Linked DNA regions of Homo sapiens: region 1 is linked to region 2. A link is an interaction called in ENCODE POLR2A ChIA-PET data of the cell type or tissue named here. Cell type or tissue: MCF 10A. All regions are shown on one strand.

Region 1 (4,000 bases), 410 kb after region 2:
CCACATAATTAGTATGAGTACCTGCTAGTTAAAAGCCAAAGAAATGATTAGTGCACATCTTTGGAACAATTTCCAGTAAAAAAAAGGTTCTTAAAAATTTTGGTGCTTTAAAGAGCAATTCTCTATTTGTGGTCCAGGAATATTACATCATTCTATATTTCATTCCTCATGGGTCAAGTTTTCTCTGCCTTAAAGGTTGGTACTAACTCCAAGCAAAACCTTTCTTTGTCTTCCCTCCCAAATTGAGGACACATCAGCTCAAGGGTTCTCCAAGCATAGTTCTGGGGACCTGCTAACAGACCTTCTCAGAGATATGAAAGTCCACTTGTGAGTTCTTTTTGGTGGCTGACTCATAATTCCATAGAACCTTACCACTTAGAGCTATTTTTTATAACTTCCTAATTGAGATATTAAATATAACTAAAATTTGATAATTTATGGACTAAAATTAGCAAGTTCTTTGAGTTTACTGAGAATTCTAAATTAGTATCTTTTTTAAATACAGCAGCCACACAAGGCTCTAACTTTACAAATACTCTACTGTGCATACACATACAGACTGGAAACTTTCCATTTGGGGGGACCAGGTACTTTGTTATTAATTTTTCCTTTTCGCTATCTTAAATTCATTGTAATTTGTAATTGCTCCCATTTTTTGCTTTTTTAAGTATAAATTACTTCTTGACCTGATCATGTTGTGAGTTGATTGGTTATTCCCACAGCGTGGTGAGACAGCTAGATCAGCAATTTTTCTGACATAAAACTTCAAATTACTGGCCTTTACCACATACATATTTTGCAATTCAAGCATGACTCACTTTCTATTACTAATACGTATATGGAAAATCATCCCACTTTTTGTTTCGTACAATGCCTGTGCATTTGCGTTGTTTATACCATGAAGTTAACTGTAATAACATTACTGGACTATTTTTTAAGTTTACAGAACACAATTTCATAATATAAAACCTTGCATAGAAGTTAATAATTTCACAGTAAATATTAAGCAATTCATATATGCTTCTACCAAGTTTATTTGTGTATTTTATCCTTCCTTCTTTGTTACCCCAAAGTTATTTTCTACTGAAGAGTAATAATGGGAGTTAGGGACAGGGAGGCTTTTGCCTACTTCAGAACGCTGAGATTAGGGCTGTGGGGGAAGGGGAGAACAGAGTCTTTAACCAAAAAACAAAACAAAACAAAAATGCCAGGGAGCCTTAAAAGGTAGTTCTCTAAGTTACCAAAATCATATTGTTCTCCAGAATATATCATTATAACTAAAACAGTGTTGCACATGGAGACCCATCCAAATTATGTTTGCCCATGAGCTCCATAAAGAAGCCAAATATGTGTGACTCTGTTGCCCTGCAACAGGCATCTCCTGACTCCTCTGGCTGGTCATCTCACTATGCAGAGGCAGATTTACATCCAGATCATTTTAATCAGACCAAGGTTCTCCGTTGGCCAAGGAAGTGTGGGAATGTCATTCCCCAGAATGCTGTGCATGGCTTCCTCCCCACCCTGGAGGCAGATTCTAGCTCCTTGCCTCTGTGTTCTAGACTGAGTCACAGGCATCCTCTCAGGCATCCTTGCTCCCTCTTGCTGCTTTTAGTTGCAGTGCACTGCTTTCTGCCTCATGTTTCATTCTCAGCTTTGTCTCTTTATCTTTGACATTATTAACAAAGCAAAACACCTTTCTCTTCGATTCATAACCTTAACTTGGGCCTGTATGTACCTTGAAGATCTTCCCTGGATAGTCCACTTAGCAGGTGGTTTAATCCACTTTTTAACACCTCCAGCAAAAGATCTGTTTTGTGGGTAAGGGGAATTGCTTCTAGTTGGGCTCTGGTAGTAAGTGCAAGAGCCACCAGTCCTGGGGCCGATTCTCTGACATGTGAATCACCATCACCAGCATAAATAAAAGCCTATCCTGTTAAGTATCTGCTTGAATACAATGTACCACTGCTAGTCTGGTTCTCCATTCCTGCTGAGTATCAGGAAACAATGTAGAAGCCTATGGCAGGGAAGGGCACCCACAGAGTAAAGTGATGGCCCCCAGGTTCTCTGGTTGAGTCAAATCATGGCTCTGAGTCAGGGGTCATAGAGTGGAGAAGAGTTTAAATGTCTTTCATCCTTACTTCCATCAATTTTATGAGCCAGAATGCTGTGTCTTAACAAGGTGGTGGGTGGGCAAGCTACCAGTTCTCTTTCTTCCATCTATCTCCACTAATCTTAACAGTTTGTGAAAATTCCTCAAAGATTCTGTCAGCTAATTTTTTTTGAGAATTATTTGTGTTTCTGCATCAAGTTTAGTGAGAAGTTATAAAAGGTCACGACTTTTTAAAGTATGTTTAACAAAGTATTTAAATTGAAAACAGGGACCTCCAATTTTAAAATAAATTTTTGACATTTTTCTCCCACAGTTCTATCACACTGACCAGAAAAAAAAAATTAGGCAGCTCTGAAAACGAGGATCACAGGCAACATTTTGGAAAGTTCTTAGATGTATTCCTAAAAATTACTACCAAGCATATTTAGTTGTGGCTGGATTGAAATGCAGAACAAGTTTGTACATGCTTTGCCCTTCAAAATATACGATTTCCCTTTACAACAAAGTAGGTAGGACGAAGGTTCAAACTTCCCTCACTGTCTACTTCTAGCTGGGACATATGTGTTCTGTAACTGATGGGAAAAAGAGAAAAAGGAAATGTGTATAGCCATTACTGCCGAGGCACTGATTTCTGACACACATATTTATGCTCATCAGATCCATTCAGTGCTCCACGAGTTATCGGCATTCCCTTTTTACATTTGTTTAGAGGTTCCAGTTCAATGGAGAAGCAGATCTGTTTCATGGGCGGAGCTTCCTGCCCACTCCTAAGGGGCAACTGCTTCCTTCAGTTCAGTTCCGGTACTAAGCTGAAGAGCAACGTAGCCCTACAGTCAATTCTCTGACAATGTGAATCACAGGCATCTACACAAACCCAGCCTTTGAAGTGAACTCTTCACATATGTGTTCTATGCCTAAGTAAGAAGCAGAAGAGAATACATTTTACCCACAGGCAGATAGTTCCTTTCACATAAAATGCTATGGGTAGGAGTCAAGATATAAAGATGCCTGGGACAGGGGACCCTGGGCTGGGAGTTTTCCCTGGATGTATATGTTGAAGAGAGTCTATACTTATATAAAATATACGTGTTTCCCTAATTTTGAGAGAACTGAGCAGAGAACAGGTGAATTTTCCAATTAAATCCAGAAGAATCATACTAGATGAATAATGAGAAAAGGGAAGTAATTGAGTGCATTGACCTGCTCCACTGCCTTCCATCTGGGAGAACTCTTCATGGACCCAAGTGCAGGTGCACAGGACCAAGGGTCTGGGGCAGGGGATTCTCACTATATTTAAGGATAATTAAAGAGAAAACAACCACAATAATGGTGTAGTATCTATGGAGGAAATACAGCACCACAAGGAAAAAGTATTATTTGGAAGTTTGGGAGGCACAGTTCACCTCTGGTAATTATTTTTGACAAGACACACGAGAACATTTCAAAAAAAGGCTGATTGGTGTTCCCAGTAGGACATAGGAATTTAAAGCTCTTGGGAAAAGGAGAATAGACTTCTGTGAAAAGATCAAAGATAAAGAAGAGATATGAAACCAAGAGCTCGAGAAGCAGACTGAGAGGTAAATTGATAGTAAAGCAATACTATTGCTTTATTTTGTATATGTATACATATACATACATATAATATATAATATATAATGCATAAAAATGGAACAATGTAAGTTAAAATACTAATGGCAATATTAAGATTAATAGTTGGATTCTTCATGATTTTCAGCATTATTTATGTTCTCAAAAGTAAGCATTTTTATAAATAGGAAAAATAAAAGTGATTAATAATAATGCTGTTTTAATTATAAAGACAATATAATAATGTAATAGAAAAATTTAAAAATAGTAAAAATGTATAACCCAATGACCCTGTTACCATTT
Region 2 (4,000 bases):
TTTTTTTTTCAGCTAGTTTGTTGTCTCTATATAGAAATGCCACTGATTTTTGTTGTTGATTTTGTATCCTGCAACTTTACTGATTTCGTTTATCAGTTCTGAGTTTTTTGGTAGAGTCTTTAGATTTTTCTATGTATAAGATCATTTATCTGCAAGCAGGAACATTTTGACTTCCTCTTCTCCAATTTGGATGTCCTTTATTTCTTTCTCTTGCCTAACTGCTCTGGCTAGGACTTCTAGTACTATACTGAATAAGAGTGGTAAGATTTTGTTCTCATTCTGTATGATTTTAGTTTGTTATATGTGGCCCTCATTATGTTGAGGTACTTTCCTTCTATACCTAATTTATTGAAGGTTTTTACTATGAAGGGATGTTGAATTTTGTCAAGTGCTTTTTCTGCAGCTGTTGAGATGATCATATAATTTTTGTCCTTATAATTCTGCTGATGTGATGTATCGTGTTTATTGATTTGCTTATGTTGAAACATCCTTACATCCATAGGATGAATTCTACTTGATCATTGTGTGTGATCTTTTTGATGTGCTGTTGGATTCAGTTTGCTAGTATTTTGTTGAGAATTTTTGTCTCTATGTTCACTAGGGATATTGGTCTAGAGTTTTCTTTCATTTTCGTGTCCTTGTCTGGTTTTGGTATCAAAGTTACACTGGCCTCCTAGAATAGAAGAATTTGTATTAATTCTTTAAGAGTTCAGTAGAATTCAGCTACGAAGTCATCCAGTCCTGGACTTTTCTTTGTTGGGAAGTTTTTATTACTGGTTCAATCTCATTACTTGTTTTTGGTCTGTTCAGTCTTGCTATTTCTTCTTGGTTCAATATTGGCAGGTTGTATGTGTCCAGGAATTTAGCCATTTCCTCTAGGTTTTTAAATATATTGGCATATAATTGTTCATAATAGAGATTAATAAGTTTTGAAACTGAATTTTTCTGTGCTCTGTATCTGATTTCTAATGAGAATAGATACATTACAGTATTTTGAAACTGAGTCCTTCTGTGTTCTTTATCTGATTTCTAATGAGAGTAGATACATTACAGTATCTAAATGTTTTAAAATCTAATAATTTTACGACTAATGTAGGAGGTAGGAGTAGGGAAACAAAGTTTGTCTGGCAGTATGATTGATTATTGTTGAATTTTTGGTGAGGAAATAGACCCCAGACCTTGATCTAGAGGGAGGAAGAGTAAGACAAAGAGCACTATATTGGTTGCCGATTAAAACAAGGAGCATTTAAATTTTTCATGGTAACTTAAGAAGGAAAGAGTGAGAGGGCTCTGGATGAACAGGAAGCAGGGCCAGCTGCATGGAAGGCTGTAGAAGGCAGGGGTCAGCCAGTGAGATGCTTCCCGGGGGGAAATGGCCAGGAGACTTCTAGGATCAGGAGGGTCGCATATGGACTAATAGGCAGTGTTCAGTCATATGCTCCTTTACCTCTGACTCCTTAATAAATTTTGTTAAAACTACCCAAAGATGGTAGTTTTATCAAAATTAAAGTTGTTTAAGTTAAGAACTTTAACATTAAAGTTGATTAACAGTTTTAATCATGGAAAAGCATCCATGTTTTCACATTTCGTTTGATGCAGAGTGGAGAGAAATAGCAGATGTAAGCATTGAGAATCCAAGTGAAAGATAGTTAAACAGAAGGAGGATATTAGAAGAGGGAGTAACTGTGAGAAATGGAAAGTCCCTGAGATTCCTGAGAAATGCAGGGAGTTGACTAAGTGAGGGATGGGGAATAAACTCATTTTTATTTTAACATTAAAGAGAAGAGTGCTCTCATAAGATGGAAGTCTTGGAAACACCCACACAGCAGATTCTTGGGTTGCACTAGCAAATACATCTGACACTTTTACAAATGGCAACTTCTCCTGACTTGTTACTGACAAGTTGAGCAATGTCTTCAACTTTATAGCGTAAACAGAACTGGGAATCCTGCCTATAACATCCAACATCCTCATGTCATGGGAGGATCATGGTAGAGTTATTCTCAGCACCCAGAATTCTACATAGGAAAATGATTATAAGGGTAAGCCATATTCAAAATAATCTGGTTTTAGTGCCTAAGCCCACAAAGCTGCATTATATAAAATATTGCTTCCTTTAAAATGATGGTCTTGAGAAAACAACATCAAACAGAACTTTCTGAGATCAAGAACAGGAAATGAATGATTCAGCAGGCTGGATATCACCCAAAGAGCTGTCTTCACAGCTGTAAGGAATAGCTGCAAAAAGTTCCAGGGGATTGCCTGGTACCATTTGAAGGCAGTCAGGCTGGGAACCACAGAGAGCTCCACGGAGTGTGGTGAAGGATAATTAGACAGTCCAGCTTCGACTCCCCAGAAATATGTCAGCCTGGTGCCACTGCTTTCTTGACTATCTTCTAACTGCCTCTGAGTCCACATTTGGAGATGCTCCAGGGTGACTCAGGACTTGAGAGAGAGCAAGCATCATCCATGGCAGGAAAGTCAAGGTGTTTGTTCTGCTCTAAGAGCCTGAAAGGATGATTTATCATGGAAGCTGACACTGCTGCACTGTTTTTCAAAATCTAATATAGTGCTGGTTATCTGGCAAGGACTGCCTTTGGGCAGAGCTTGGGTGAGAGTGCAGTTAGTGCTGATTCATTTGTGTGATCTCTCTCTCTCTCTCTCGTGCTCTCTCTCTCATATTAAAGTACAATTAGCAAGCACCCAGATTTTGACTGCTATCATCCAATGCCTGCCCAGTGATTCTCACCTGTACAACACTGCTGACTCTGTGGAGTATATTATGCAGGAAATTGCCCAGGCATTAATATTTGAGACCTGACATTGGAAAAGAGTAGTAGCCCTCAAGTGTGTCTTCTTGAACACATTGTGCCTTGCTTTAGCAGAACAGCAAAGCCCATCTACATCCTATAAGCATTTCCACTACTTAGTCCTGATACGTGTTCCACAAAGCCTTCTTCATCTTCTCCATCTTTCTAAAACATGTTTTTTCATCATGTCACTCTTTTGCTCAAAAATCTTCAGATGTATCTGCAGTATCTTTATAGTACCAGATAGGTTTTTTTCTGAGTCTTATCTTTGTTCTGTTGTGTTTTATGCATCTCTGCAGCTGCATACAACCTTTTTGAGATGAGCTGGGGTATACATGTAAGGAATACATGTAAGGACACATACATGCCTCATATGTAATAAGACATCCATTAGACTTTTTCTGTCATCTAACACTTCCGTTGAAGGCCCCAGGCTGAGGACAAGGATTGAAAAGTACTTCATATTCTTCCAAATGCGCATATCTTCCCCAGGAATTGTTAAGAGATAGCCAAAGTAGTCTTACAAGTCCCTGTTCCACTGTCAAATATTTATAGAAAGAGAAGAGTATAAATGTTAAGGGGAGTTAAATGTAGTGGAGGAAGTTTTAGCAGTTTTCATGTTGCATTGTTGCCTAAGTGGGGACTGCCCAGCATTTCCCGTCCCTCAAACCAGATGAGAAGGGCTCTAAGAAAACTGTGGATGGAAATTGTGGTTGCTGAGAGAAAAGAAGCCTGCATTTCCCTCCACAGTGAGGTGATTTGCTGAGCTATGGTGTCTGCAGGCCTTCCCCAGGGCTTCCAGTCCAGCAGAAGGAAGATTGGTGAGGGAGTTCTCAGGATAATTTTGTGTGTCTCTGAAAACTTGTGGTGTTTGTGAGTGTGGACAGCAATGCTCACTTCTGACCTGGAGAGTCCTGATGGCAGGAAGCTGGATTGAGCAGGTGCAATTGCAGGGTAAGGACAAAGGTCAGGTGCATGGCAAGGATGCTTGAATTTTTCAAAGTGCACAGACATGGGAGAAGAGAACCAGCCTAAAGGCTTTTTAAAGGTACCCTTATGAAGAGGACTAGCTTTGGGCTCCATGCCAGCTGTGAGCATCTTTGTCAGGAGTACTTCTAGGGACAGGTGCTTGTGGATGGTCACAGAGGAGAGCTGGAGAGCACATTAGCTACATTAGTCTGCACATGGCT

What was found. ChIA-PET counts read pairs that join two places held together with the same protein. Peaks named below come from ENCODE experiments on the same cell type or tissue, not always from the same donor. Only the 100,000 strongest peaks of a DNase experiment are listed, where the experiment ranks them.
Region 1: POLR2A ChIA-PET joins it to region 2 with 6 read pairs; 1 of 35 experiments calls an interaction of 5 or more read pairs at or near these places.

Annotation. Positions count from the first base shown.
Region 1 is chr7:42,271,039-42,275,038 of GRCh38, reverse strand. No RefSeq gene overlaps it. Among named protein-coding and RNA genes, the nearest start is that of GLI3, 36 kb to the right of the region's middle. In MCF 10A, a CTCF peak has its summit at 1,564; DNase peaks (open chromatin) are centred at 798 and 1,538.
Region 2 is chr7:42,676,373-42,680,372 of GRCh38, reverse strand. All of the region lies in intron 1 of LINC01448 (long intergenic non-protein coding RNA 1448), which reads left to right. Among named protein-coding and RNA genes, the nearest start is that of LINC01448, 28 kb to the left of the region's middle. In MCF 10A, no CTCF peak of the experiment used is centred here; DNase peaks (open chromatin) are centred at 1,912 and 2,352.